2 separate regions of the Homo sapiens genome follow, and region 2 is linked to region 1. A link is an interaction called in ENCODE POLR2A ChIA-PET data of the cell type or tissue named here. Cell type or tissue: B cell. All regions are shown on one strand. Each heading gives the region's core, and the rest is flanking DNA. Links, peaks and the distances in the headings are about the cores only. Region 1 overlaps UVRAG (UV radiation resistance associated). Region 2 has its middle 11 kb from the start of TRP-TGG2-1.

Region 1 (5,000 bases), core at 1-5,000:
GGAGGCGGAGGTTGCATGAGCCATGCCACTGCACTCCAGCCTAGGCAATAGAACAAGACTGTGTCTCAAAAAAAAAAAAAAGTATATAGTTCAGTGGCTTTTAATATATTCACCAAATTGTGCAACTATCACCACGGTCAATTATAGAACATTTTCATTGCCCCCAAAAGAAACCCTGTACCCACTAGTAGTCATTCCTCATTCCCTCAGGTTCCCCATCCCTGGGCAGCTACCAGCCTACTTTCTGTTTCTATAGATTTGCTGTTCTGGACATTTCTTACAAATGGAATCATAAAATATGTGGTCTTCTGTAACTGGCTTTATTTGCTTTCCATAGGCTCAAGGTTTATCCATTTTGTAGCATGTATGAGTCATTCCTTTTTGTAGCCAATTTTTTTTGCAGTTGGAAGATGTGTATGTATATACGACATGTTATTTATCCATTTACGAGTTGATAGACTTTTGGGATGTTTCCATTTCTTGGCTGTTATAAGAATGCTGTTATGAACATTTGGGTACAAGTTTTTGTGGGGATATAGTTTTCATTATTTTGGGGTGTATACCTAGGAGTGGAATTGCTGAGCCATATGGTAGCTATGTTTAAATTTGAGGAATTGCCAGACTGTTTTCTAAAGTGGCAACACCATTTTACATTCCCACTACTAATGTACAAAGGTTCTGTATTAGTCTGTTCTCATGCTGCTAATAAAGACATAGCCATGACTGGGTAATTTATAAAGGAAAGAGGCTTAATGGACTCACAGATCCACATGACTAGGGAGGCCTCACGATCATGGTAGAAGGCAAAGTAGAAGCAATTTTACTGTGTTACATGGCAGCAAGCAAGAGGGCGTGTGCAGGGGAACTCCCCTTTATAAATCTGATCTCACATCAGATCTTGTGAGACTTATTCACTATCACAAGAACAGCACAGGAAAGACCTGCTCCCATGATTCAATTACCTCCCACTGGGTCCCTCCCATGACACGTGGAATTATGGGAGCTACAATTCAAGATGAGATTTGGGTGGGGACACAGCCAAACGGTATCAGGTTCCAATTGCTCTGTATCCTCACCAACACTTATTTTTCTTTTTTATTATAGCCATCCTACTAGTTGTAAATGGTTTTGACTTGAATTTTTTCTAATGGCTAATGATGTTGAGTGTCATTACTCTTTTATGTACTTATTGGCCATTTGTATATCTTCTTTGGAGAAATAACTATTCCAACCCTTTGACCATTTTTAAATTAGGTTGTATTTATTTATTTATTTATTTATTTATTTATTAGAGGCAGATGACAAGACCCCATAATAAAAAAATTAGCAGGGTGTGGTGGTGTCCAACTGTGGTTCCAGCCACTTGGGAGGCTGAGATGGGAAAATCACCTGAGTCCAGGAGGTCAAGGCTGCAGTGAGCTGTGATTGTACCATTGCACTCCAGCCTGGGCGACATGGCAAACCCTGTCTCAAAAAAAAAAAAAGATGTCTATTGAAAGAATGAATGATGAATGAGTCAGTCAGAGATTGTTCTTTCCTCTTTAAGGTTGATAATTAAACAACTCATTTCTGTTTAATGTATATTATATATTGTATATATAAAATATATAATATATGTAAATATTATATATACACACACACACATCTCTTGTATCTATTTAATGTTTTAATTGAGGTCAAAAAATTATATTTATTTATACATAGTTTTTTCCAAAAGTTCTATTCTGTGTTTAAAGGGATAACATACTGCATTTTTCTAGTTGCAAATGATTGGTTAAGTGTTCATGTATTAATTTTTCTGAGAGCCATCATTAGCTATTAACCAATGTGCTAGACATTTTTAATGTCATTGACTATGATTACTGTACTCTTTGATTGCTGAAAGTGTAAATTGATAAAACTTTTTATCTCAGTTGGACATTTTTTCCTTTTAAACTGAAACTACAAATACAGTGCCAAAAATATATTTCCAAATGAAAAATAAAACAATTGTAACTTACATATATAGCTTATTTTAGGGCACAGGGCCCTTTCACATATATTATTTCTTTTATCCTTTGCAGAAACCCTTAAAGTGTTGGTATTATTATCTTCATTTTACATTTAGATAAACTGAGCCTCTGAAGGGTGAGTCTTTTGCTCATAGTCACACAGCTGTTAGATAAACAAAGAAATTCAGACCCTAATATCTGACTCTAAGTTCAGGAGACCGTACTTGCTGCTTTCCTTTTGTCAGACAGGAAGAAACATCTTACATAACAGGCTTCCCTTTTTTTCTGTGGCTAATAGCTCAATATAAATTTAGCACCTTACTTGGCTTACCATCTTTGATAACATCTATCTCTTCCTTTATCCTAGTTGTTTTAAAAGATTCACTTTAGCCTTTTTACTTGTTCAGTAATAAGATTAGCCTTTTCCAAAGCACCACCATGAGTGACATCTTTTGCTGGGAGGAAAATATTTAAAGAATGTACCTCAACTGAAATGAAATATGCAGTGCTAGCTAGTTCAGAGAGGATGGCATATAAATTCTCACTATACTTTTTATGATTAAGCATCATGAAATGAATTATGAGCTATATGAAAAATGAATTTGGTCTGATTTTAGTTGGCATCAAAGTGACCGGCATAGCTTAGGTGTAAGCTCTTTAAAGAGATGAGCTCCAAAAAAATGGTTTATATTGCCTGATTCAAAACCCAAAGTCTCTAGATTTTAGGGGAAGGTAGCACAGTAGATTTGAAATTCTAAATTTTGGAACTTTTAATGATGTTATGTTTTGCTAATTTATCTTTTTGAAAGAGAGACTACTTTCACCAACATACCCACAGTTATCTGTGGATAGACCCATATCATAATTCTGTATTTAAAATAATAACTTTGTAGATATTTCTGTAAATTATTGGTTTAAAAATATATATATTATAAATGCAGACTAGCACTTTACATTTAAATAATTAAATTATTTAGGTAGATGCAATGAAAGGAATGAAATTTTGTCATCCACAGATTTCAAAAAGGTGGATGAAATGATTTAATGGAAAGAACATAACACCAACAATTAGAAATTTCAAGGTTAGACCGGGTGCGGTGGCTCACACCTGTAATCCCAGCACTTTGGGAGGCCGAGGTGTGCGGATCACGAGGTCAGGAGATTGAGACCATCCTGGCTAACACAGTGAAACCCTGTCTTTACTCTACTAAAAATACAAAAAAAAAAAAAAAAAAAAAAAAAAATTAGCTGGGTGTGGTGGCGGACACCTGTAGTCCCAGCTACTCAGGAGGCTGAGGCAGGAGAATGATGTGAACCCAGGAGGCGGAGCTGGCAGTGAGCTGAGATCGCACCACTGCACTCCAGCCTGGGCTACAGAGCAAGACTCTGTCTCAGAAAAAAAAGAAATTTCAGGGTTATATTCCATCACTTTTAACTTGCCAGTACCTTGGGCAGATAGTATCTTTCTGCTGTGTCTCAGACTTCTCATCTAAAGAATCAAAAAGTTGAGTATTATGTGCCCTGAGCCCCATGTCAGCACCATGTTCTTTACATCTCTGCTTCTTAACTTTACCACTCTTATAATTTAGTCTGTTCATTGCTTTTTCAAAATCACTTTTAAGTTGTTTGACTCGCGACAGCATGATCAAAAAGGTTTTAAGATTCTTGCAAGGTGCAGTGGCTCAAGCCTGTAATTCCAACATTTTGGGAGGCCAAGGCAGGAGGATCACTTGAGCTCAGGAGTTCGAGACCAGCCTGGGCAGCACAACAAGACCTCATCTCTACAAAAAATTAAAAAAATTATCCGGACATAGTGGCTTGTGCCTGTAGTCCCAACTACTCAGGAGGCTGAGGCAGGAGGATTGTTTGAGCCTAGGTGTTAAAGGCTTTAGTGAGCTATGATTGTGCCACTGCACTCCAGCCAGGGCGACAGTGAAACCCTGTCTCAAAAAAAAGAAAAAAAAAAAGATTAAGATGAAATGTACAAATAGTATGCTTATATATTGGTGATTTTGTTTTTAGAAAATATTCAGAGATTTATGGAGTACCATACTAGGCTTATGTAAGTCCAATACAATATGGACTTATAAAACTAATGATAATACTATCTTACATTTATGTAGTGCCTTACAGTTTTCAAAGCATTCTCATAAGAAGCTCATATACTTACCCTCACAATTTTTTCTCTGAAGTAGAATTAGTAAGAATTTCTGCCTTTGATTTAGTAGTTCATCTTGGGAACTCTAGCATAAGGAAATAATTCTAACTTCCTGAAAACAGTTAAATATGTTTATCATAACTGAAAATAGTTATCTGGGAATAGGTTAAATAAATGAAGGAGCATTGCCTTCATTCGTTTTCTGCTGCTATAACAGAATATCATGGACTAGGTAATTAATAAAGAAAAGAGATTTGTTTGGCTCATGGTTCGGGAAGCTGGGACGTCTGAGAGCATGGCACCAACATCAAGCAAGCATCAACCCATGGCAGATGTGAGATGGAGAGAGGAAAATTGGACTGAATTCACCCCTTTATTAGGAGCCCACTCTTGTAGTAATGGCATTAATCCATTCATGAGGGTGGAGCCTTCATGACCTAATCACCTCTTAAAGGTTCCACCCCTTAATACTGTGACAGTGGCAACCAAATTTCAACATGAGGTTTGGAGGGGACATTTAAAACATAGCAAGCATTCACTGTGATTAAAATTTTTGTGAAGATTAGGTAGCATAGAAATACCTTTGTTATTAGTGTAGAAAAGAGAGCATGGGGTTGAAGGCACACTGTGGTTACAGATATTAAAATAATTTTAAAGGCACCAAACAAACTACCCTGTATATAGGAGGGAAAAGACTGCCTGGTTGTATACCAAAACTGTGTTACATGTTTGTTTTGTGGGACTTCAGATAATCCTTCTACTTACCTTTTTATTTATTTTTATTGAGCACATATTGCTTTTATAATAGAATATATATATATAAATTATTTTTTTCAGACAAAAACTGAATC
Region 2 (15,999 bases), core at 1,963-6,962, 170 kb after region 1:
TTGCCTCAGGACCCGGCTACACCCCAGATGTGCTGCTGGGTGAACCAGGCTTTCTCCTCTGTACACTAGGGGCTGTCGGAAGATCAGGACAATTGTCAGTCACTCCCCCTGACCACTGACCACCATCTTTTGCCCAGATTATGCTGGCATCCCGACTTTTTTTTTTTTTTTTTTTTTTTAGATGGAGTCTTACTCTCTCTCCCAGGCTGGAGTGCAGTGGCACGATCTTGGCTCACTGCAGCCTTCGCCTCCTGGGTTCAAGCGATTCCCCTACCTCAGCCTCCCAAGTAGCTGGGATTACAGGTGCATGCCACAACACCCAGCTAATTTTTGTATTTTTACTAGAGACAGAGTTTCACCATATTGGCCAGGCTGGTCTCGAACTCCTGACCTCAGGTGATTGGCCCGCTTTGGCCTCCCAAAGTGCTGGGATTACAAGCATGAGCCACCTTGCCTGGCCCGCATCCCGACTTTCAAATGATGTATTTGGGTATGTATGGCCAAGTTGCCCACTGTCTTCCACCTGAGATGAAGCAGCCTGAGGCCTGCCCTGAAGACTCCCAGGGCGAGGAGCAGGCTGGGATAACACCATCGCTGTCAGGAAGGGATTCATTCGTCCCCAGACCCACTGTGCCCAGGGCCTTGGCACCAAGAGGGTCGTGTTCCTCCACCACCCCTTCCTGACCCTCCCCGCTGCCCCCCACCTTCTTCTCTATCTCCCAGCTGGGTGGTGGGGGGCAGGTACTACCACCCCCAGTGACCGAGGCCAGCTCCCATGGCCATGGCCTTATGGAGCCACCACCCTGGCCCAGGCTGGCTTCCTCCCCCAACCTCCACTCTAAGAGTCCCCTCAGGGCAGAGTGTCAGGGATCAAGCCCCCCAATCTGGGCACTTGCCAGGCTGTGCACAGAACTGCAAGTCAATCATTAACTTCAGGACCCAGCCGGGGAAATGGAAAGCCACTCAAACTCCATCCCAGTGGTAGGTTTCTCCTGCCCTGTGTCTCCCTGGAGCTACGGGGCACCCCCACCCCAGCCACAAACACATAAGGTCATTCGTTCCTGTGTTTGGGTGACCTCAGGCAGGGCTTTGACACTGTCCAACTTGGAGCTGGGCTGGAAGACTGGGGTTGGCTTCCCAGCCCCTCCGTCATTCTGGGTGACCTTGAACAAGTCACGCAAGCTCTTGGGACCAGTTTCCTCATCGGTAAAATGAGTATAAAGGTAGCTGTCCAGAGGGAGGTTGTGAGCGGGGAAGGGAAGAAATGGAGGTGAAAGTATCTGTGAGCCTTCTGCTAACCCCTGAGCACCTTCATCCATGCGGTCCGGGCACAGGCTTGTCTGTCTGGTCTCAGGGAGGCCATCCTTCCCTCTTCTCCACTCCTGAGGGGCAGATGTCACGGGAGGAGCGAGTGCACCAGCAGGGTCCTCACTCCACCACCTGCTGGCCTGCAGCTGCCCTCCAGAGCTCTTGGGTTGTTGCTCATTGGGAAATGGTGAACTCATGCTTGGAAGCTGACAACAGCGTCCTCTGTTAAAATGAAAATCTGATCTAGACTTCTCATGAGACCTCAGTTGAGCTGGTGTCTTCATCTCTCAAGGGTTGGGATGGACAAATTGAATGGTCTCAAACTTTTTTTAAAAAAAGCTATTGAATCTTTTAACGAATTTATTGAATGCAGCTGCTCCGGTAGAAAAGGGAGAAAGGCATTTGCAGAACTGCCTGGCATCAGTAGTGGGCCTAGCAAGGCTTCAAGGAGTGGTGGCATCTGAGCAGCCCTTAACGATGGCTGGGATTTGGCCAGGGGAGACGTAGAAGGGGCATTCCGGGTGGAGGGACATACTTGGCCAAAAGCATGGAGGCGAGAGGGCAGGTCTGTGGGGAGGGGTCTCTGAGAGCCTGTGCGGAGGGAGATGTGGCTGGGGTGGGGGCTGGGCTGGAGCCAGGTTTAGTGGAGAGGGCAGGGGTCGGGTGAGTCCTGGAGACATGGGGGTCTCCACCATCCAGGCATGTCCAGTCTAATGAAGGAGACAGATCTGCATCCACACAGGATGCTCAGGGGTCTAAACGGTCTGAGGCAAAGCACAGGGGGCTGAGTCCCATTTGGCTGGGGAGATCTGGACCAACTGGTAGTCAGGGAAGGCTTTCTGGGGAATCTGTGTGTGCCTGTGTTGCCTCCTAAAGTGGGTGTCTGAACCAGAGGCTGTGTACACTCCTCAAAGGGAGATTCTAAGCAGAGAAATGCGGTGCCCTGCCCTGTCCTCCCCATCCCAGCTGGGCCCCCATGTGCAACCAGGCTCCCTCTACTCACTGCCTCCAGCCTCGCCCCTCCCAGTTCATTCTTGAAGCCCCTAGAATTGCCCCTCTTAACCCCAGATGAGACCAGGCCCCCCCTACTCCACCCTCCAGGCTCCCCACTGCCCCCAGGGTCAAGTCCAGGCCCTCCAGGCTCCTCACTCCTCCCAGGGTCAAGTCCAGGCTTCCCATGGGAGGAGGGGAGACCGAGGCCTGCAGGATCTGAGACCTGTGAGCCTGGCTTCCAAAAGGCAAAGAAAGGTGAGGCCAGGGGCATGGGGTCCTAGCTGCCTCTTCCGGATGGGGCAGGCGGAACTTCCCGAGATAAGGGCAGCCCACAATGGGGGGCTGTGTGGTGTGGCCCGTCTCCCGGCCACAGGAAATGAGTGGCCTCCGCACCATTAATCTGCCACCGCCCGCGGCATCCTCTGGAAGGGCGACTCAGGTTGGGGGGAGATGTTCCTGTGCACCCCACCCACCGTCCCAGCCGGAGGAACTGGCCCTGCCACTCCAGGCCTTCCTTCCAGGACCATACATACAAGAGGAGGCTGCCCGAAGGGGCAGGGGGTGGGGGCAGGCAACCTGGGCATGGGTACTGGTTCTGGGGTCTGCTGCCTGACTAAGCCCCAACCCGCTGTGGAACCCGGGCAAATGCCTCACCCTTTCTGGCCCCCTGGCCCCTCATGGCTCCCCAGGCTCCTTCCTTCTTGGCTGTTCTGGGAGCCTGAGGACAGCACATGCCTGTAATTCTTGCCTTTCTGCCCCTCTCGTCACAAGGGCCCCTGGATACATGCTTTACCCAAATGTGGGGGCTCTGATGGGATTTTAGGCGTCAAGCGAGGCTGCCGGGGAGAGGTTTGGGGCTTTGTCAGCTATCTCTGCAGCTGCAGCTGAGGTCAATGGGGAGAATGCACAGCTCTGCACCATTCTGGGTCTCAGTTTCCCCTTTGCATCAGGAGGGGTGGGACCCAATGACCCTGTGGGGGGTGGGCCGCTGCGGTGAATGACAAGGGACATGACACCATGGAATTCTCACAGTCTCTGAGTTCCACCTTAGCTACAGACTAGCCGTGTGAATCTAGGCAGACCCCTTCTTGCCTTGGGCCTTGGTCTTCCTGTCTGTAAAATAGGGTCCCTGCCCAGCCAGCTCAGAGGAATTCTGTGACGGTGGGTGAAGATGGGGCCCTGTCTGCTACACAGGGAGCGGTTGCTGCCTCTGAAGTGACTGGGCTGGGGATCCACTCTGAGGGGCCAGACTACAGGCCAGGGAGTGCAGCTCTCCTGCCCCTGCCCTCACCATTTCCCACCTGTTGCACCCCCAGCTCTCGGATGACCAGCGTGAGGTGGGCTTTAGTTGGGAAAGAGGTCAAGCTTCCCCAACCCAGGTGACATTCAAAACAGAGGACAGGACCCAGGGAGCCCCTTAGATCACTAGGGCCAGCTCACTCATTGTTCAGATGGGGAAACTGAGGAAACAGGTGGAGAGTCTCCCAAAACCACACAGGCTGCGGGTGGCAGAGAAAAGCCTGGAACACAGACCTCCTGCTTTCCAAACCCTCCCTGCAGCTGTGGAATATTAGGGCTGGAGGGGCCTGTGTGGCTCAGGAAACTGAGTTCAGAAAGTAGAAGGAACTTGCCCATGGCCACCTGACTTGGAAGAGTTGAAGCAGCACTTCCCACTCTGCCCATCCCAGAGGTGGCTCTGCCTCCTGGTCTCTGATAGGCTGAGTGGCAGTGCCAGGGGAGAGCTTTCTCCTAAGCAGAGATAGGGATTCTCCTGGCAGGAGGGAATGAGCCCCCATGCCACGAGAGCTTCAAAATGGGAATGGCAGCGTTCCATGAAGGCCTGTGGAGACCTGCGTGTGCATCTGAGTCTGTCTCCAGCTTCAAACCCTCTCCACCCTAGAGCAGTGTGCCAGGGGCAGCTGATGCAGGTGGCAGAGCCCAGGAAAGTGGGCCTGGTGGGAGAGAGGGCTAAGGGGCATCAGCACTTGGCTGCTGGCCACATGAGGGCGAATGACACGGAGCAGGCAGAGTGAGAACAGCCAGGAGTCGAGGGAGAAGTAGGGACCCTACCACTGCTGAGCAGAAGAGGGAGATCCAGTGACCCGAGAGGCGGGAGGGAGCCTGGAGAGGAGCGGCAGTCGGGCATCAGGATGCATGAGGGAGGGAGGGCTGGTGAGCCAGGCCTGAGGCTAGGACAGAGGTGAGGCCAGGGGGAAAGGGGAAAGGGATGGAGGGGGAGCACAGTGAATGTGTTTCCATGGAAATGGGAGGGAGTGCGGAGGGGAGGTGTCGGGGTTGCGGGGGGGCGGGGATTGCCGGGTGGAGAGGGGCCTGAGAGAGGGAAGAGGTGCCCAGGGACGGGGTGTTGGAAGTCTCTTCTGTGGGACAGGGCAAAAGGAGGACGGAGCTAGAATGAGAACAGCTAGCTGCAGGCGTGTGTAGGGGAGTGACACAGGACGTTAGCGCCTGCTCCCTGTTTAGCAAAGAGGGTACTGTCTGATGAGTGTGGTGCGCCGTGAGGGGCAAAGGTTTGCTGCTGGGGGGAGAGGGGGCCGACCGTGGTACTTGCAAAAAGTTACCCCTGCGGACCAAACACAAGTGGGCTCACAGCGCCCATCACTGCTAACACTTAGCAGTTGTAGGAGCTCTGGTAGCCAAACTCAAGTCCTAGCTGTTGCCCATCACACTCTCCTCCTGTGCGATGGCTGCTCTTACTTACAGAGCTCTTACCACGTGCCAGCAGCACCCAGCCTTTCATGAACGTGAACTTGTTCAAGCCTCCTGTAGCAACCCTATGAGGCAGGTACGATTACACACGCATGCGAGCTGGTGGGCACACACACGCAGATACACAGACATGGGGGGCTCCCATCCAGCCTGGGAAAGGAACAGGGCAGGGGAAGGTGGGAGCAGCCCCTGACTGAGAGATCCCTCCAGTTCTCCAGCTTCCACCATTCCTCTCCTCCCCACCCCCATTCTCCCATCTGTGTCTCTCTCAGGTGGAGATTCTTTGATGGTTTTCAGACTCTCCTCCCTTGCTCCCCAAAGCCCCGACTTATCCACTGTGGGAGTTGGGAGGACTGAGAAACCAAAGTCCCAGGCCCATATGATGGAAAGTTCCAGGCCCTCACCCCACCCCACTGCAAGCTATCTTGGCTCACCCCCTCCCCCACATGTCACCTGCAGCCCGAGCCCTCCTGGGTGGGTGTGGCCAGCTGAAGCAGAGTGAGACCTTCCAGTATTTGACTTGGTGGCTTGAGAGCCCTGGCAGATGCCACGTTCATCCCTGGGCAGTGCCTGACTAACCAGGAGAAAGGAGGCTTCTGCAGCACTGCTTTCTCCTATGGGGCCCTGGCCCATCATGGAGGCCCTTCCTCCCCTTCTTGGACCCCAGAGATCACTGGCTGCCTCTCTCCCTACTCTGGGGCCACCCAATCGTGCAGACCAGAACCCCCTTCAGTGCCACCCCGACCCCTACCAGGCTGCACTGATTCTATCACATTTTCAAACTTTTCCTGGCCTCCCTCCAGATCCAGTCCCTGCCCACCCATCCAGCCATTCACCATCTACTCAGCTGCTGTGGTCTTAATGTGTCCCATAAATTCACATGTTGAAACCTAATCCCAGTGCGATGGTATTTCTAGGGGCCTCTAGAAAGTGATCGGGTCATAAGGGTGGAGCCCTCATGACGGGATTAGGACCCTCGTAAAAGAGATCTCAGGGAGACCCCGCATCCCTTATGCCATGTGAGAACACAGCAAAAAGGTGGCAGTCCCTGAAGCAGATAGTGGGTCCTCACCAGACACTGACTCTGTCTGCACCTTGATCTTGGACTTCTCAGCTTCCAGAACCACGAGCAATACATTTCAGTTGTTTATAGGCTACCAAGTCTATGGTATTCTGCTATAGCAGCCCAAAGGGACGAAGACATCATCATATTGTCCTTTATAAGACCCAGCATCCGTAAGAGGGGACCTTACCAGATGCCAAAATAGGTGGCATAGATGGAAAACTTCTGCCCTGTTCCCCTCCCAGAGCTGTGGTGAGGTTCAAATGAGCTAATGGTCATGAGCATTCTGTGTAAACTGCTGGGATCTGTAATATCACTCATTTCTAGAGCAGGAGAGCACTGTGAGGTGAGTAGCATGAAGGCTTGACACCACCTGGTGCCTTTTGGGAACAGAAGAATTTCCTCTGGCTGAAGCCCAGAGGGTAGGAGGGGAGGGACTTGGGGCGAGGCTGGAAGTGAAGACAGGGCCAGGTGTGAGGGCCTTGAGGGGCTGGGTTAATGACCCTCAACTGTGTTCTAAGGGTGATGGGGAGCAAAGAGAGGATCTCTAGTGGGGAGTTCAGCTGGTGTGCACAGCCCATGGCATCTCCATCAGGAATACAGAGACCTTCAAAGAAGAAGAGACCACTGGAAGTGAGGATGGCTGAGCCCCAACAGCAGGAGGAGAGGGAGCTCTGGTGCTCCTCGGAGTTGGAGCCTGGAGCCACAGACAGGAGCTAAGCTGGAGAATTCTGGAAGGCACATAAACCTAGGCATGGGCCTTCTGCCTGCCCAGGCCCCACAGGCCCTCCTGACACAAGAGAGGACTCTGGGTTGGTCCTGAGAAGGAAAAAAGGTGTGCTGGGGAGAAGGTGCCTCCTGCCCAGCATGTCTAGGGAAGCCTCACATTAGAATGGGACTCAGCTGGGAGGGGAGAGCAGAGAAGGCTGGGCAGGGCCCAGTTGTGCAGGGTGTTCACTGCACAAGGGCACTGGCTGAGGGGGTGAGAGGGGGTGAAATCCTGGCACGGGGCTGTGACTGCCCAGATGGGGCACCTTTTTCTAACTTTCACAAAGGCACCACAGAAGCTTGATGGGCCCTGTAGCCATGGGAGAGCAAAAGGGGCCCCAAAACAGATTCAGGCGCTGAGAAGGCAGGAGCCTAGTAGGCCCAGCACAATCTCTCTGTCTGTTGCTCCCTCAAAACACAACCTGATTTTCCTCTGGGTGAGGAGAGGAGCTGAGCCTTCACCGAGCTCCCTGAGGACCCAGCCTGCGAAGATGGTGCAGTGCTAGAGGCCCCGACTGATTCGGGCACTGGGAGGCTCTGTAGCAGAGCCGTGTGGCTTGGCCAAGAGAGGGGAGGTCTGGCATGGCTGGCCCCCAAGCTCTGCTGCTGCTCTGCCAGGCGCTGTCGGGCAGTCCCCCAGGTGACCTGTCTGAAACAAGATGGCGGCCACACTGACAGGTGACCACAGGAGACAGCAAGGAGTGGGGAAGGGGCCAGGCCTTGTCCGGCTCCCTGTGTGGCAGGTGGTGGCACATCACTGTCCTCCTCTGCAGCTCAGTGTCCTCCTCCACATAGGGATCTGCTCCCAGAGTCTGGGGATATCTCCCGCCCCCCTGGTGCCTGGTGGCTGCTGTCAGTAGGGGCAGACATCTTCATGCCCTACATGGGAAAGCCAGTGGGGGGTGGGAAGCCCAGGTGGGACCTGAAGCTGGAGCAGAAAGGGGTTCAGGAAGCAAGGACCCCTCACCCCAGTGGGGATGCTTTTCCCTCCTTCTCCCATGACTTACTGGGGTTCCTACCTCTCCCACATTTCTTTCCAGCCCCCCTCTCACTCCCGGCCACTGTCCTCTGCACACCCCAGATTCCAGAGGGCCCAGTCTGTGTTGCTAGAGCCATGGCTGCCATCTGGAGAGCACTGGCCACCCCAGGCTCACTGTCAGCGCCACACACACACCATCTCATCTAAGCCTCATGACAGCTCCACAAGGGACAGAGATTGCTATTCCCAGCTTATAGATGCAGAAACAGAGACCCAAAGAGGTTAAGTCACTGCCTCATATCACAGTAAACAGATGCTGCCACAGGAACATAGCCATTCCTAACAACTCTATCATCTATGCTGGCCATCTATAGCCAACAGGCTGCACTGGGCAGGCCTGGTGTCTAACTCCCAGGGCAGATGGGCCAGCTCTGGGCCTGCAAGGACTCCCAGCACAGAGCCATCCTTGGCGCTGTCTTCTGGAGCCACTTGGGATGCTGGCCCTCAGGCTGGAGGCACAGGAAGCTCACCCAACCGGCTTTCAGTCTGGGATGTTTTCTGCACTTCTGTAGACCAAAAAGAAGCCCCTGATACCTGGGCATGGTGGCTGACGCCTGTAATCCCAGAACTTTGGAAGGCCGAGGCGGGTGGATCACTTGAGGTCAGGAGTTCGAGTCCAGCATGGCCAACATGGTGAAACCCAGTCTCTACTAAATAATACAAAAATTAGCTGGGCATGGTGGCATGTGCCTGTAGTCCCAGCTACTCAGGAGGCTGAGGCAGGAGAATCGCTTGAACCCAGGAGGCAGAGGTTGCAGGGAGCCAAGATGGCGCCGTTGCACTCCAGACTGGGCGACAGAGTGAGACTCTGTTAAAAGAAAAAAAAAAAGCCCCTGATGGATGTGGCATAGAGCCTCAGCCTGGAGGGGCTGCAGACCCCAGACAGTCCCTGCAGACCCTGGGGTTTCCAGCCCCCTGTTCTGTCCTGCCTGGGGAAGACTCCATCTGCACACCTGGAGCTGCGTCCTCCTGCTCTCTGGGAACCAGCCTTTGCATGCATGGACAAGAACAGCTCCAATTACTGAGAGTGTCTAGTTAGGACCTCCCCCAGTCCTCCCTACCTCAGTCCTGGTCTCAAAGCCCTGTGATTTTCGGGGACAATCAGTGCTTGAGGGGCCTTGGGAACCCCTGAGTCCAACTCTACTGTCAGAAAGAGAAGACTGGAGCTCTGTCCAGAGCTGAGAGGCCCAGCCTGGCCCAAAGTCACATGGCCTGGGGACCCCTGTTCATTCCCTCACCCTGTGCCACACCCTCCTCCCTTAGCTCAGCCCTGAGAGGCTCCATGATGGGGCCCAGCATGGTTTTAATGCCCAAGAATGATGGGGTTCCCACTCCCCTCAGGATTTAAGTCCAAGTTCCTTGGCCTGGCATGTCAGGATCTGGGCCTGCCACCTGTTCCAAATGAGTCCCCCATGACTGCCATCCCTCACCCCAGCTGGGCTTAAGCTACATGTGCATCTTCCACATCTCAGCTCCCCACTCCAGCACCACTGACCACCCATCAGCAGGCCAGTGTCCCAGGTCCAAATGTACTTGAGTCACACGTCCTCTCAGGTCCAGTCACCTATGGCCATGTCACATGATCACCATGGTTGCCAGGACCACTAGGGGGCAGTTCTCAGAGGAGGAGGTTAACATCTCAGTGAAGGCAGATGACTTCTGATGGGGCAGACCAGTGAGCACTGGATGGCAGAGCTCCTAGGCCCTCAGGGTCATCTAATCCAAATTCAGCCTTGTTAAAGCCAGGGGCTGGGGCCAGAGAGGGCCAGGGACTCGCCTGAGGCCACACAGCACATGGGTGATAATGCTACACAGCAGTGGCATATGGGGAGCCCTCATACTGGGTTCCACAATCGATGAGGCCCTGTCACCCCCCGGTGCCTCATGTAATCCTCAGAATGACTATATGAAGTAGCCCCTAGAATCCTTATTTCCAGATGGGTAAGTAGGGGTTTGGAGGGCATGCTGCACAGCTATGGAGTGAAAGAACCAGGACTAAACCCAGGTCTCCATCTGAAGCCAAAATCTGGGGCTCTTGTGGTTGTACAACATTGTGAATGTTATTAATGGCATTGAATTATACACTTAAAATGGCTAAAATAGCAAACTTTATGTTATATATATTTTACCACAATTTAAAAAAATTAATAATGCAACATAACAAAAGCCATTAGTTGTACACTTTAAATGGGAGAATTATATGACATGTGAATTATATCTCAATAAAGCTGGTTTAAAAAACAAAAAATGTCTTGGGCTCTTAACCAGGATGTTCTGCAGACTCTTGTGTCAAGTTGCTCAGAGAACGGGGGGGATGGACATTCTCCAAATAGGGGGAAGGAGCTCCGATGGGGAGCACAGGTGGCTGGATCTCAAAGGGGTTCTCAGGGCAGGCTGCAAGCCATACCCACCTGTGGAGCTTTGTAGCTGCCCAAAGGTCCAGCCTCCACCCCCTGGAGATTCTGTCACTGACTACACTAGGGTTGAGATCACTGCCCTTCCCATGCAGAGGTGACACTAAGAGGGTTTTGAAGGATGAATAGGAGCAACAGGCTGGAGAGGTTTGAGGGAGACAAAGGAGTCCAGATAGAGCACACAGTGTCTGCAAAGGCCAAGAGGTGTGAGCAGGAGGGGCTGTGTGTGTGTAATCAAACCCTGCCTACCAGCCAAGGAGAACCGTGTCAACTTCTGCTCAGGGGCCAAAACCAACAGAGGTGTGGCTTGCGTCCTGGGCACCCTCCCTGCCACCTTCCTCCCTAACCCCCACCATCACCTGAGGCCTTTTCAGTCCATCAGTCAATAGCCTAGATTTACAGGGTAACCAACCAAGACTACCTATGAACTGACAGCACACTCCTTTCCTTCACACATACCAAGGAAAGAAATCCAGAGCCACTGGAGGGAGGCATCTGCCTCAGCCTTGAAGGTGCCAGTGATGGTGGCAGCAGCCCATCTGGAGCAGCCACTGTGGGGACTCCAGCTGTAGCAGGGGAGGTACAGCCAGGGCTGCAGGTTCCATGGAGCCAGTGGGGCCAGGAACAGGTGGTGGCCCCGCACTCTACTGAGTTGGCAGGATGGGAGCCCCATGCTCCTGGGCACAGCTACAGCCACCCAGTCATGGCTCCCAGCCTAGGCATCCCCATGCTATCTGGCCTGCAGGCTTGGAAGTGCCTGCTCCCAATGCCTGCTCTGAGTTCGGAGCTTTTGCAGCAGGCAGCAGTGTCTGGATAAGGGAAACATGAGGGCACCTGAAAGGTCAGAGATGCCAGGAACCACAGAGCCCCAAAGAGGGTGTTACAACATGTCACAGCCCTGGCTCCGGGAGCCCCAAGGTCTGGGCTCCCACAAGGGCCACAGCTTTTCTCTCCTTCTCATCACCTGCAATGTGGCAAGCAGGGGGCGTGTAGCCAAGCCCAGGCACTGTTGTGACCCAGCTGGGTGTGCACATGCTTGGGGTGGCACTGACACGCCAGCACCCTGCCACCTCAAGCCCCCTCTGAACATTGGGTGAGGAGTGCTACAGGAAGGCTGGGGGCCAAAGGTGGCTCAGCATGAGCCTGCAGATGTCCCTTGGTGTGAACAGCATGGGCATTGTGAATGACATGTTGATGGCATCAGGAGGCAGACAGGTTCCTAGGCAGGAAGGGATGGGTCCCTGTGAGGCCCCACCTTCAAGCCAGGGACAACCTGAAGCATGGGGGCTGGGCTGTCAGTGCTCGGAGAAGTCAACATGGGGAGTGAGAACTTCATTGATGACTGTTTGGCCAATAGGGTGGTGCTTTTTCCAGACCCACCCATGGTCACCCATGGACCAATCAGCACGCACTTCCTCTATTCTGAGCACATAAAAGCCCCAGACTCAGCCAGACTCATACACCTGCTTGGATGACCTGCCTGTGGAAAGGAGCTACCCACTACAGGTCTCCTCTCCACTGAGAGCTGGACACTCACTGGGATGACCAGCCTGCAGAAAGGAGCTGCCTACTTCAGGTCTCCTGAGAGCTGTTCTGTTGCTCAATAATGCTCCTCTCTGCTTTGCTCACCCTCCAGTTGTCCAAGTACCTCATTCTTCCTGGGTGCGGGACAAGAACTTGGGACCTGCCAAATGGCAGGACTGAAAGAGCTGTAACACAGACAGGACTGAAACACAACCCCCCCCTCCCCCCGGCTTACCATATTGTGGGCAATTAGGAGAGAAAAGCTGCAGCCCTTCTGGAAGCCCAGACTTTGGGCTCCCTGAGCAAGGGCTGTTACATGTTGTAATACCCTCTTTGGGGATCTGTGGTTCCTGGTGTCTCTGACATTTCGGGTGCCATTGTGTTTCCCTTTTCCAGATGCTGGTGCCTGTGGTGGAAGCCGCTTGGTACATCTAGTCCAGCTGCAGCCTTGCACAGAGCCAACACCTGGAGCTGACCACCCCACCACAGCTGGCCTGGCTATGTGTGGTGGCCGGACTCTGCGCTCACTTGCTCATACACCCCTCACCGCTCCATGCCTGACTTGACTTTGGCAGGATCCAGGCCAGTAGCAGGAACCAAGCACAGCCTGTCAGACTGAGTGGGTGGAACAAACCCAGCAGGCACAAGCAAAACCCAAGCAGAGGTGCCACCAACCACAGAGGTTTCCAGCTGGTGAAGCAACACCCTAAAGATCCTGTAACACCAGGAAGGGGCTTGGAGGGAGACCCAGGACACACTGCTCTGAAGGTGCTGCTCTGTGGAGAGTGAGTGGGGCCCAGCTGAAGCCAGCTGTGTATGTGTTGATGCATTCATGTGAGCATGTATGCACAGCCCTGTTTCTGCATCCATGAATTGGGGATAATGCATCTACCTCTTTTGTGTTAGAATAATCACTGCCAAGCTGTGAGGAGACCAGTAGCTGCCAGGAACTGGGGGAATGGGGAAATGAGGGTTCCTTTTAGGATGATGAAATTGTTCTGGAACTAGACAGTGGTGATGGTTGCCCATTGTGAAATACTGAATGTTACTGATGGCACGTTTTTTGTTTTTATTGTGTGTTTAACACACAATAATGAGTGGATGAATGGAAAAAAAAAGCCATGAGGTCTACTGGGATGGAAAATGGGAGGCAGTAAGAGCTGTCATTCACGGAAAACCCACTGAGTGCCAAATGCAGGATCTAGACATGTGAAATGGTGGGTAGTGGAACCACTGGCCTAGTCAGCAAACCCTAAGCCCTTAGGAGAAAGGGGTCTTCCTAGAACTGGCTGAAGGGCAGTGAGGCCCAAATATTAATAGATGGAATCCTGCTCACAGGCACAGGCCACACAGTATTTCAGGAGGACATCGGGACATATGTTGTTTCACTGCCCATCTAGCCCCATTCCTGTTTGGGAGGCTTCTTGGCAGGAGGCAGGACTTCGGGTCTGCTACAGAAGCTGAAGTGTCTACCCGGCCCCTCTCCTCTCAGCCCCACACCTCCCTGTACCGAGGGCATGATGTGAGAGATCCAGCTCAGCCAATCCGGCACCCTGGCCGGGGCATTGCATCTTGAAGTGACCTCAGTGATACAGACACAGTGGAGAAATTCTTATGGGAGGTAGATGGGAAAAAAGGTGGAAGGAGAGGGGTGGTGAGCAAATTTATCCATTCAGGACATTTTTACTGAGTGCTTATTATACATGAAGTACAGAGTGAATCAATGAATGAGGGAGAGAATCAGTGGGTGGGTGTCTATGTGAGAGCCCGCCCTTGATAAACCTCAGGGGGCTTCTAGGTAGGGCTGAGGGGCTGGCAGGGGACCCGGGATTGGCATATTAGTGAGTGGGGCTGGCTTGGGTCACAAGGATGTTCACTGGTATTCTCTTTCAGAGGCCAGGCAGGGGGTAGGGTCCCTGACAGGCCACCCACCCCATAAAAGCCCTGATTTATGCTCCAGCCGCCTGCTGGCCATGATGTCGTCTGTGCCTTGTTTATTTATTTGTGAGAGCCAGGTTGGGTTCTGGCTCCTTGGTTCTTCTGTCTCCATGTGTTCTAACCCCACATGATGAAAAAGACGGATGCCTTGGAATTATTTTGCATGAAATTGCTGCGGAAAACTATTTGGCCCGCATTTGATTTCACCTCTTGTTACAGGATAATTTGTTATCCTGAAACGTGCAGCAGCTGGAGGCCTGGAGGAGCAGATGCTCCTGGGGAGACGCGGGCTCCCCAGGCAGGGGTGGTGGCTTCGTGGAGCAGAAGCAGAGCACTGCTTCTGCCAGGCAGACCTGGTCCTGACCCCACCAGTGCCCCTTCAGACTGTGGGAAGCTCATGGAGCCCTAGCTGAGCCTTGGTTTTCCTGTCTATAAAATGGGGATAAGGCCACCTACCCACCAGAGGTAAGGACTGAATGGGGTGATTCACAGAAAGCACTTAGCACACAGTGATTGGCCCATGGGAAGCCTCCACAAAGGTTTGTTATTATTCCTGGAAGAAAGGATTGTCCAAGAGAAGTGTTAAAGAATGAGCAAGACGTGAACTGGGTAAAGATGTGTTTTCTGGCACAGCATAAGCAAAGACATGGAGGAGAGAACCACAGCTATCATTTGGGGTACCCAGAACTGAAAGAAGGCAGACAGCAGTGCGAGAGGATGCCAGAGAAGGTGGCTGGATCAGCTATGAAGTGGCGCGTGGAAGCCAGTGAAACAGGGAGCCAGAGAAGAGTGGTGAGCTGGGGAGGGACGAGCTCTGATTCCCCCACTACAAAGAGCACTCAGGCCGGGAGGGCAGCTGGGTGAAGCCTGCAGCCAGCTGTACGGTCTCGTATTACTTTCCAAGGGCTGCCATACACAGTGCCACACACTGGATGGCTTACAACAACAGAACGTATTCTGACAGTTCTGGAGGCTAGAAGTCCAACATCAAGGCGTTGGCTGCACCATACTCTCACTGAAGGTTCTAGGGAAGAGCTCTCCTTGTATCTTTCTAGCTTCTGGTGGTAGTTAGCAATCTTTGGCACTCCTTTGCTTGCAGCTGGATGGCTCCAGTCTCTGCTTGTTGTCCCATGGCATTCTACCCTGTGTCTCTCTGTCTTCTCTTCTTAGGGCCCACCCTACAGCAGTATGACCTCAACTTAACTAGTTATAGCTGCAAAGACCCCATTTCCATGTATGGCCAAATTCACAGGTATTTGGTGTTAGGACTTCAACGTATTTTTTGTGGGAGGTGAGGAGTAACACAATTCTACCTCTATACTCCCTCTGTCCTCTGCCCCTCAGTCACTGAGGAACCCAAGAGCTCTAGGATCCCAGGACCCGTTCACTGAGGAATGTTTCCTGCTTTGGGTTGGAAGCAGGGTGGGGAATCGCCATCCTTGGGGGGCATAACAAGCCCTAGGGGATAAGGGGAAGGTGAAGCCAAGACCAGGAAAGGAGGAATGGAAGGGCTGAGGCCATGGCTTACAGCGGAAATGCAAGGCCAGAGCTGGGGCAGGCTCTGGAGGTGAAGTGAAAGGTGGCTCTGAAGCCCTTGGAGAGGGAGGGTCTCACAGCCAGCCCCTCTGGGTATAGCAAAGCAGAGGTGGGGAGTGAAGGCTGGATGCTGGGGAGCTCAGGCAGGATAGAAGCCGAGTGAGCCGAAAAAGCTAGGAATGGAGGGGCTCTTGGGAAGGCCCTCAGCCTCCTCTCTGCAGCTTTAAAGGCAGAGTCCTTTAGAACTGACTTCCATCTGTGCCACAGTAGAGGCCCAGAGAGGACAGAGACTTTCCCAAGGTCACACAGTGGGTCCACAGCAGGAAATGCCTGGGGCCCACGCCTCCTGCTCCAACCACAGCTCCCACCACCCAGCTCGCAGGTGGGCCCTGCCCTGAATGTCTTCAGAGGCTGCCCCATCCATGGCATAGGACGTGGAAGTGGTGACATCAGTGGGAGGGACGGTGGGAGGCTGGCCAGTGTGGGACCCCCATGCCCCAGAGGTGAGGGCATAAAAATGCCTGTGGAATGAAAAGAAATGTCCATTCTTCCAACCCTGGGCAAGGTAGGAATCCTGCAAAACCGAGCATTTCAAGGGACGCTAGGAGCTGGGGGAGGGGAGTGGGAGGTGGTATTGGAGCTTGCGGCTCTCTGGAAGGGTGGGTGGCTCCAGATGGGGTTAGGAAGAG

The links. ChIA-PET counts read pairs that join two places held together with the same protein. Peaks named below come from ENCODE experiments on the same cell type or tissue, not always from the same donor. Only the 100,000 strongest peaks of a DNase experiment are listed, where the experiment ranks them.
Region 2: POLR2A ChIA-PET joins it to region 1 with 6 read pairs; 2 of 35 experiments call an interaction of 5 or more read pairs at or near these places.

Annotation. Positions count from the first base shown.
Region 1 is chr11:76,075,545-76,080,544 of GRCh38, forward strand. All of the region lies in intron 13 of UVRAG (UV radiation resistance associated), which reads left to right. Among named protein-coding and RNA genes, the nearest start is that of WNT11, 130 kb to the right of the region's middle. In B cell, for the core only: no CTCF peak of the experiment used is centred there; a DNase peak (open chromatin) is centred at 2,247; H3K4me3 peaks cover 550 bases; H3K27ac peaks cover 992 bases.
Region 2 is chr11:76,238,957-76,254,955 of GRCh38, forward strand. No RefSeq gene overlaps it. Among named protein-coding and RNA genes, the nearest start is that of TRP-TGG2-1, 11 kb to the left of the region's middle. RefSeq lists an enhancer at 3,802-4,634. In B cell, for the core only: no CTCF peak of the experiment used is centred there; no DNase peak of the experiment used is centred there.